Linked DNA regions of Homo sapiens: region 1 is linked to region 2. The links are chromatin contacts, found by Hi-C or POLR2A ChIA-PET in ENCODE. All regions are on one chromosome and are shown on one strand. Each heading gives the region's core, a stretch centred on a gene start or an enhancer-like site at or near the end of the contact. The rest is flanking DNA. Distances are from core to core; before and after follow the strand shown.

Region 1 (4,011 bases), core at 1,482-3,981, 5.6 Mb after region 2:
TCCTAATTGCAATGCATAATATATGGACTCTTGAAATGTAATTCTTAGAAATGGGTATTATAATTACATCCCAGCCAATCCAAAGGCAACTTAAAACATGTTTAAAAAATTTTCCAAGCCAATTAGAAAACTGGTTGGTCCAACCATCAGGTGTAGAAAAATATGCTAATTTATGCAAAGATTACTGTTCCAAGGAGCCCTTGGCTGCATTTGAAGCAAAATATCTGAGAAAACACCTCAATGATACTGTGTAATACTAAATCACTGAATGTATTTTTAAGGCACATTTAAATATAAAGCATACATTATGAATGATAGAATGGCAGTACCAGAACAAGATATAGTGTTTTTCTTTGTTTGTTTTTTGAGACAGAGTCTTGCTCTGTTGCTCAATCTCAAGCGATTCTCGTGCCTCAGCCTCTCTGTAGTAGCTGGGACTACAGGTGCATGCCACCATGCCCGGCTAATTTTTGTATTTTTGGTAGAGACGGGGTTTCACCATGTTGACCAAGCTGCTCTTGAACTCCTGGCCTCAAGCTATCCTCCCATCTTGGCCTCCCAAAGGGATTGCAAGCGTGAGCCACGGCACCCAGCCAGATCTTTTTTATTATTTTTTAGAGACAGGGTCTCACTCTGTCAGCCTGCCCATAGCTCACTGCAACCTCCAACTTATGGGCTCAAGCAGTCGTCCTGCCTCAGCCTCCCCAGTAGCTGGAACTACAGGCATGTGCCACACATACCTGGCTAATTTTTAATTTTTTTTTTAGAGATGGGATCTCGCACCATGTTGCCCAGGCTGGTCTCAAACTTCTAACCTCAAATGATCCTCCTCCCTCAGCCTCCCAAAGGGCTAGGATTACAGGCTTGAACCACTGTACCCTGACTAAAAAGATCTTCTGTGTTGAATATGACAACATTGTATGCCGGCCCCAACAGATTTAATTTATGCAACATAGTCCAGTTACAGTATCCTTATATATGCAAGAAAGGTGTACTACCATTACATTTTTTTTTAATGCTTAAGGGGATATAGAAGCCATACAATAATTTCACTTAAATAATTTTAATCTAGAGAGAGTTTTATTGAGAACTCACCAAATATCTGGGAGAGATGGGCTTGAGCCATTTGAGAATAGCTACTCCATAGGCAGAGCAGCTGAGCATTCTGTTTATCAGCAGGATCCTATTGCTATATGCATTACAAATGAATTTTAAAATAATTTATAACATTTCTTAGGCTTAATATGTATTTTTTAAAACCTGAATTACATTCTGTACAATTCACCTTTTACCTATCCTTGATGTTTATTTAAAATAAAAGACAACAAAACCCCTAGTATATTTTGTGGGCATTTGTAGTTAACCTAGACTACAAAGGCACCTGCTCCCACTCCAGGCCACGTAATGTTGTTGTTGTTGTTGTTTTGTTTTGTTTTTGTTTGAGTCTTGCTGTGTCGCCCAGGCTAGAGTGCAATGCGCGATCTCCGCTCACTGCAACCTTTGTCTCCCGGGTTCAAGCGATTCTCCTGCCTCAGCCTCCCGAGTAGCTGGGATTACAGGAGCCCACCACCACGCCCAGCTAATTTTTGTATTTTTAGTAGAGACAGGGTTTCACCATGTTGTCCAGACTGGTCTCGAACTGCTGACCTCAGGTGATCCACTCGCCTCGGCCTCCCAAAGTGTTGGAATTACAGGCGTGAGCCACCGCGCCCGGCCTGGGCCACATAATCTAAATACTTTGGATACTAGATAGTTTACAGAGAAGTTTCAACAATTTGAGATTTGAGATTAAAAATAGGTGGTAGTTATACTTGGACCAAAGAATGTTAAAAGATTGACTAGCTCTCTTTTAAGAATGAGGGGGTTATGTAATGAAAATTCCGCAAATATAGAGATAAAAGATATCTACATAAAGAGAAGGCAGTAGAAAATGAATGTTTTGAGAGTGATTTACTCTGCCTCACCTTCCTTTTAGTCACTGAAGTTTTGTTTTCCTTTTTAATGTTCACATACGGGCTTCACAGGTAAGGTTTCAAGAATTTTGGAATGGACAAAGAGTGTTGCAAAGGAAAGCTTAGTACATTTGAAAGTTAGGATGAACCAGTTATTTGCCTAATAACTAAGTTAAAAGTCGTTTTGGTTTTTAAAAAGCATATGCAAAACGTATTCACTGAGGCTTGCTCTAATTAGAGTTCTAAACAAATCTTGTAGGGTTTTTTTTTTTTGTCTTTAATCTCCCCCCTTCCCGTGTCAAGTTAAACTGGGTGGGTGGGTGGGTGTGTGTGTGTGTGTGTGTGTGTGTGGAGAGAGAGCCTGCAAGAGAATTAGCACGCACCTCGTGGATCTTAGTAATTGTTTTAAAGCCAAATAAAACTGTTTCTTGAATAAACCAATACATTTCTGAAGTTGAAAAGAATCCCAAAGGAAACGAATGAACATCCTTGCAGCTTGATTTTCCAAAAAAAAAAAAAAAAATTTTTTAAATTAAAAAAATCCTAATCTCCACATTTTTTGCCAGGCGAGAACCGAAGTTTGGAGGTAGACGAGCAGGCGAGCGGTTTGCCCGGGCGCAGAGCATGAAGGCCGGGCGGGCGCGGGGAGCGGCGCCCCGGCCCGGCGCGGGGGTGAGCGAGAGAGAGAGCGGAGCGCGTGTGGCCGGCGCCGCTCGGCCGGGAGCTCCCGCGCTCCGGCCCCCGGCCCCGCGCCCGCCGCCGCCGCCGCCGCCGCCCCTGTTGCGATGGCGCAGAAACCCCGTTGACAAGGCACTGCTTTTTCATGACGGTGAGTTTCCCTTTGAGTGTATTATAATTTTGTGATAAAAATTTCAAGGAGAAAAAAAAAACACACAACCTCCTTCCTCTGCCTCTTTCCTTCGGGGAGGGGAAAAGCGAGGGAGGGGGGGCTGGAGATCTGTCTCCAGACTGAAAAGAAAGGAGCAAATTAAACACCGAGTTGCCAAAACCAGGATATTAGGTTTCAGCCCAGAGAGCTATTGGCTAAGGCTGTGTTTTTTTTTTTTTTTTGGGGGGGGGTGGGTTTGTGGGTGGGTGATGGTGGTGGTGGGTGGATGTTTAATGGACACGGAGAAAAGGGGAATCGAGTGTTTATGCCTTTCCCAGCGCTGCCGGGGCCCCGGGAAGACCAAGTTCAGTGTCTCGGGCGGGGGCGCAGGCGGGCAGGGGGCGGCGAGGCCGGGCCGGGGGCGCCTCGGCGGGGTGGGGGCCCGGCGCCTTTCTTTTTCCTTTTTTTTCTTTTCCGCGGATGCAAATTTCTGGAGCGGGGAGAGGGAGAGCCCGGGAAGGGGGTGGCGTGGCGGTTGGTGGTGGGGAGGGGAGGGGAGGGAAGCCTTTTAATGACTCATTGATTGAGCCGGTTTAAAATTAGTTGTGTGCGCGAGTGTGAGTGTGTTTTCCGCCCCCCGGAGCCGCCGGGAGCCGGGAAGGAGGGAGCAGGGCTCGGCGAGGGGAAGACGGCGCGGCGGGGCCGCGAGCAGGGGGCAGGGAGGGCCTGGAGTGACGGCGGGCGAGGAAGAAAAATAAGCTTTTCCAATCTCCTCCCCTCTGTTTTCCCCCCCTCGTTTCTTTTCTCTCTCGGAAGCTCTAGGGTGTGAATCACATTTTCTTTCTTCTCGGCAAAATGGACCCCGCGTCTGGGGAGGGGGAGGGGAGAGGGTGGGGAGGGAGGCGGCGGAGACGGGGTTTATTTTTCATCCTGGCTTCCCCATTCCCGCCGCATCTGCGGGCGGCCGCGGCGAGGAGAGCAGGTCCGGGGTGCGGCGGGGAGAGCTCGGGGCAGGCGAGTCGCCCCGGCCCCGTTCCCGCTCCCGCTCCGAGCCCGCGGCGGCGGCGCGCACCTGCCGCGGGACTGCCCCTTCCCAGCCGCCTCGCTGCCTTTTCGAAGCACCGCCGAGGATCCGCGGCCGCGTCCGGCCGAGCCCCCAGCCGCGCGGAGGACCGGCGGCCCAGCCGGGCGTCTCCTGCGAGGCCCGCGCTGTTCGCCGCGCCGGCCAGA
Region 2 (3,656 bases), core at 1,017-3,516:
TGGCGGGCGCTTGTAATCCCAGCTACTTGGGAGGCTGAGGCAGGAGAACCAATTGTTTGAACCCGGGAGATGGAGGTTGCAGTGAGCCGAGATAGTGCCATTGCACTCTAGCCTGGGTAACAGGGCGAGATTCCGTCTCAAAAAAAAAAAAAAAAAGGGCATTCAAGGAATAGGAAGACAAAGTATAATGGAAAAGTAAATGAACAAAAAGGATTTAAAAAAACAAATCCCAACTGTCAGATTAGTGGACAGTGAACCAATGCTCTGAGTTTGTTCATCAATCTGTGGTAGAACTACAATTGTTTCCTAAAGAGTGGAAAGGCTTTGAATAAAAGTGGAGAGGTAGAGAGGGCTCTCCCAGGACAGGTTGATTGCTTCCGCAAAGGCAAAGGGTCTGTAAAGTGCTAGGCGAGTGGGAACAAGTGGGAATAGTTCTGTTTGACTACATTTGAGGGTTTGAGAAAGGAAAGGGAGGGTAGAAGGGATGGAAGTGGGAATCACATATGTTTAATGATGTCTTGTTCGGTGCCAAGGACAGTTTTAGACCCTGATAAGCGGAAAGCTTTGAATACTCAGGAGGTGAATTTGGGTCATTTCATCTCCTCTCTTAGCTGCTGTATGACCCTGTGCCATCCTATTTATGTTTCATTTTCCTATCTGCAAAAAGGGAGTAATTCTTGTTCCCTTGGGTTTTCTCCTAGTCATAAAAAATGAATGAGTTCGGCCACAGTACACAAACAAAAGGAAAATATGTAATATTTTGTAGGATAAATTCATAAAAGTTGTGGAGGATCTGGGCACTTTTATAAAGCAAGCACTGTAGAAAACTTTCAAAGGAAACATTTAAATTCACTAATGACAGCTATAGGGATCCTGATTTTTCCTTTAAATGGCAGGCACTTCAAAAAATTAAAATAGAATGTAGTTAGCTTTCAATTACTTAGGCCACTGACAATTCAATTTATGGATTATATAGTATTTTAATTTACTCATTTCACACGTCGTTATCAACTCTACATGAAGTTTAAAAGGACAAAGGATGCAAGTGGAATTGGTCAGTGTTCCGGGTTATTTCCAAGGGAGGCAGAGGGTGGGGGGTTTCCTTTGAGACAAGACTTGGGGTTGGCCAATAATTGCTGGTATTGCCTGCCTGGTAATAACAGGCTGATGAAAAGGTGACTACAACGTGAAAACTGGTTAAATCAAGCGCACCCTCCCACCCTCGTTTTAGATGAGGAATTTTCCGCCCTCACAGAAGGGGCTGAGGCAGCATCTGGCATCACAACACTAACATTTGCTTCGTGATTTCCTCTTTACCCGGCCCTTTGACACACATCCCTTCCCAGAAATCAGGATTCGCTGGTGCTTTTGCATTTCTAAAATGGGAATCCCGTGGCTGAGCTTTTAGCCGGCCGGAACGACTGAGGGCTGCATCCCTTTCCCGCAGGAGCGGGGCTCCCGCCTCCAGTTCTGTTCCAGGCCTGACTCCTCCACTCCCTCCGTGACTCATGTCCTGCGGATCCTTCGCCCCCGACGCGCCCCCCAACACACAAACCCCCAGAATCCGCCCCCAGCCTACAGCGCGACGTCAGCCCGCCCCAGCCGACTTGGAGGTCTCGGGTCTGAGTCACACAGAAAGACCACCCTCGTCGGCATCCCCACACACAGTCCGACACCCGGCGCGCCGGCCTCCCCGCCTGACACACTAACGCCCGTCGTCTCCGCGCAACTTGTTATGCTCCGGCTCGAGCCCTTGACCCAAAACCCTCAGCGAAACGGAGAGCCGCAGAGCCGGCCTCGGGCGGCCTTTGATGGCTTTGTTATTGTTTGGGTTTGAATCGATACGCCCCTCCCCATCCTTCCTCCCTCGCGGCCCTACACCCAGCTCCCGCCTCCCCTCACGCCCCGCGCCCCTCCCCCTCCATTTTGGCGCCTTTTCCTTCCCGCCACGTCGTGGCGGCGTAGAGACCATTCTGACCGCGAGAGCTGGGCGGGGCGGGGGCGGGGCGCGCCGAGTTATGCAGATCAATCGGCCTCTGGTTGGCTGGAGTAGCGCTGGCAGGGGCGGGGCCGGGGCGCGGCCACAGAGCGCGCGGGGCGGGGGCCGAGGGGAGTCGCCCAGTCCCGCCGCTTCCCCACCCCCTCTCCTCCCTCGGCCGGCCCGGCAGCCCTGCTCCCCGCCTTGGCCTCCCGGAGAGGCCCCGCCCCGTCCCCGCCCGCCGCGCCCTCCCCGCGCGCCCTCCCCGCCGGCGCGCTCCTCCCCTTTACTCCTGGCTGCGGGGCGAGCCGGGCGTCTGCTGCAGCGGCCGCGGTGGCTGAGGAGGCCCGAGAGGAGTCGGTGGCAGCGGCGGCGGCGGGACCGGCAGCAGCAGCAGCAGCAGCAGCAGCAGCAACCACTAGCCTCCTGCCCCGCGGCGCTGCCGCACGAGCCCCACGAGCCGCTCACCCCGCCGTTCTCAGCGCTGCCCGACCCCGCTGGCGCGCCCTCCCGCCGCCAGTCCCGGCAGCGCCCTCAGTTGTCCTCCGACTCGCCCTCGGCCTTCCGCGCCAGCCGCAGCCACAGCCGCAACGCCACCCGCAGCCACAGCCACAGCCACAGCCCCAGGCATAGCCTTCGGCACAGCCCCGGCTCCGGCTCCTGCGGCAGCTCCTCTGGGCACCGTCCCTGCGCCGACATCCTGGAGGTTGGGATGCTCTTGTCCAAAATCAACTCGCTTGCCCACCTGCGCGCCGCGCCCTGCAACGACCTGCACGCCACCAAGCTGGCGCCCGGTGAGAGCACCCCCCGCCTCCGGCCCGGGGATGCGGGGCGGCGGCGGGATCTCCTGGGTGGGGAGCTGGCGGCTCGCGGGCCGGCACTGAGTCCCCGTGCTTCCCCCTTTCCTAGGCAAGGAGAAGGAGCCCCTGGAGTCGCAGTACCAGGTGGGCCCGCTACTGGGCAGCGGCGGCTTCGGCTCGGTCTACTCAGGCATCCGCGTCTCCGACAACTTGCCGGTGAGTGGGCGCCCCGCGGTGGGGAGGGCGCGCCGGGCGGGGGGCGCACGGGCGTGCTTTAGCCCGGACGAGGGAACCTGACGGAGACCCTGGGCTTCCAGGTGGCCATCAAACACGTGGAGAAGGACCGGATTTCCGACTGGGGAGAGCTGGTGAGTGCCCTGCAGGAGCGACCCCCAGGATGAGTGGGTGGGGTGAGGGGCGCCCCCGACTCCCGCCCTAACGCGGCCCCCTCGCCCCTGCAGCCTAATGGCACTCGAGTGCCCATGGAAGTGGTCCTGCTGAAGAAGGTGAGCTCGGGTTTCTCCGGCGTCATTAGGCTCCTGGACTGGTTCGAGAGGCCCGACAGTTTCGTCCTGATCCTGGAGAGGCCCGAGCCGGTGCAAGATCTCTTCGACTTCATCACGGAAAGGGGAGCCCTGCAAGAGGAGCTGGCCCGCAGCTTCTTCTGGCAGGTGCTGGAGGCCGTGCGGCACTGCCACAACTGCGGGGTGCTCCACCGCGACATCAAGGACGAAAACATCCTTATCGACCTCAATCGCGGCGAGCTCAAGCTCATCGACTTCGGGTCGGGGGCGCTGCTCAAGGACACCGTCTACACGGACTTCGATGGTGAGCCAGGCCCGGGAGGGAGCTGCCCAGGTGACTCGGCCCGGCCCGGC

What was found. A loop is a pair of places that touch in the nucleus more often than their neighbours do. ChIA-PET counts read pairs that join two places held with the same protein, here RNA polymerase II (POLR2A). Pooled maps may share reads with other maps.
Region 1: a loop to region 2 is called in a pooled map, with 3 times the contacts of the local background. The contact joins the promoter of BICRAL here to the promoter of PIM1 in region 2. A Hi-C loop is called at or near these places in 1 of 50 pooled maps. POLR2A ChIA-PET finds 5 or more read pairs at or near these places in 3 of 52 experiments (BJ, CD8-positive, alpha-beta memory T cell and activated CD8-positive, alpha-beta memory T cell).

Annotation. Positions count from the first base shown.
Region 1 is chr6:42,779,321-42,783,331 of GRCh38, forward strand. BICRAL (BICRA like chromatin remodeling complex associated protein) reads left to right here and starts at 2,732. Exons shown (of 13, transcript NM_001393499.1): 1 at 2,732-2,781. RefSeq lists an enhancer at 3,541-4,011 and a silencer at 3,667-4,006.
Region 2 is chr6:37,167,886-37,171,541 of GRCh38, forward strand. It overlaps PIM1 (Pim-1 proto-oncogene, serine/threonine kinase), which reads left to right and starts at 2,267. Exons shown (of 6, transcript NM_002648.4): 1 at 2,267-2,772; 2 at 2,888-2,994; 3 at 3,096-3,146; 4 at 3,240-3,606. The coding sequence starts at 2,691. RefSeq lists an enhancer at 1,512-2,110 and silencers at 1,736-2,515, 2,776-3,095.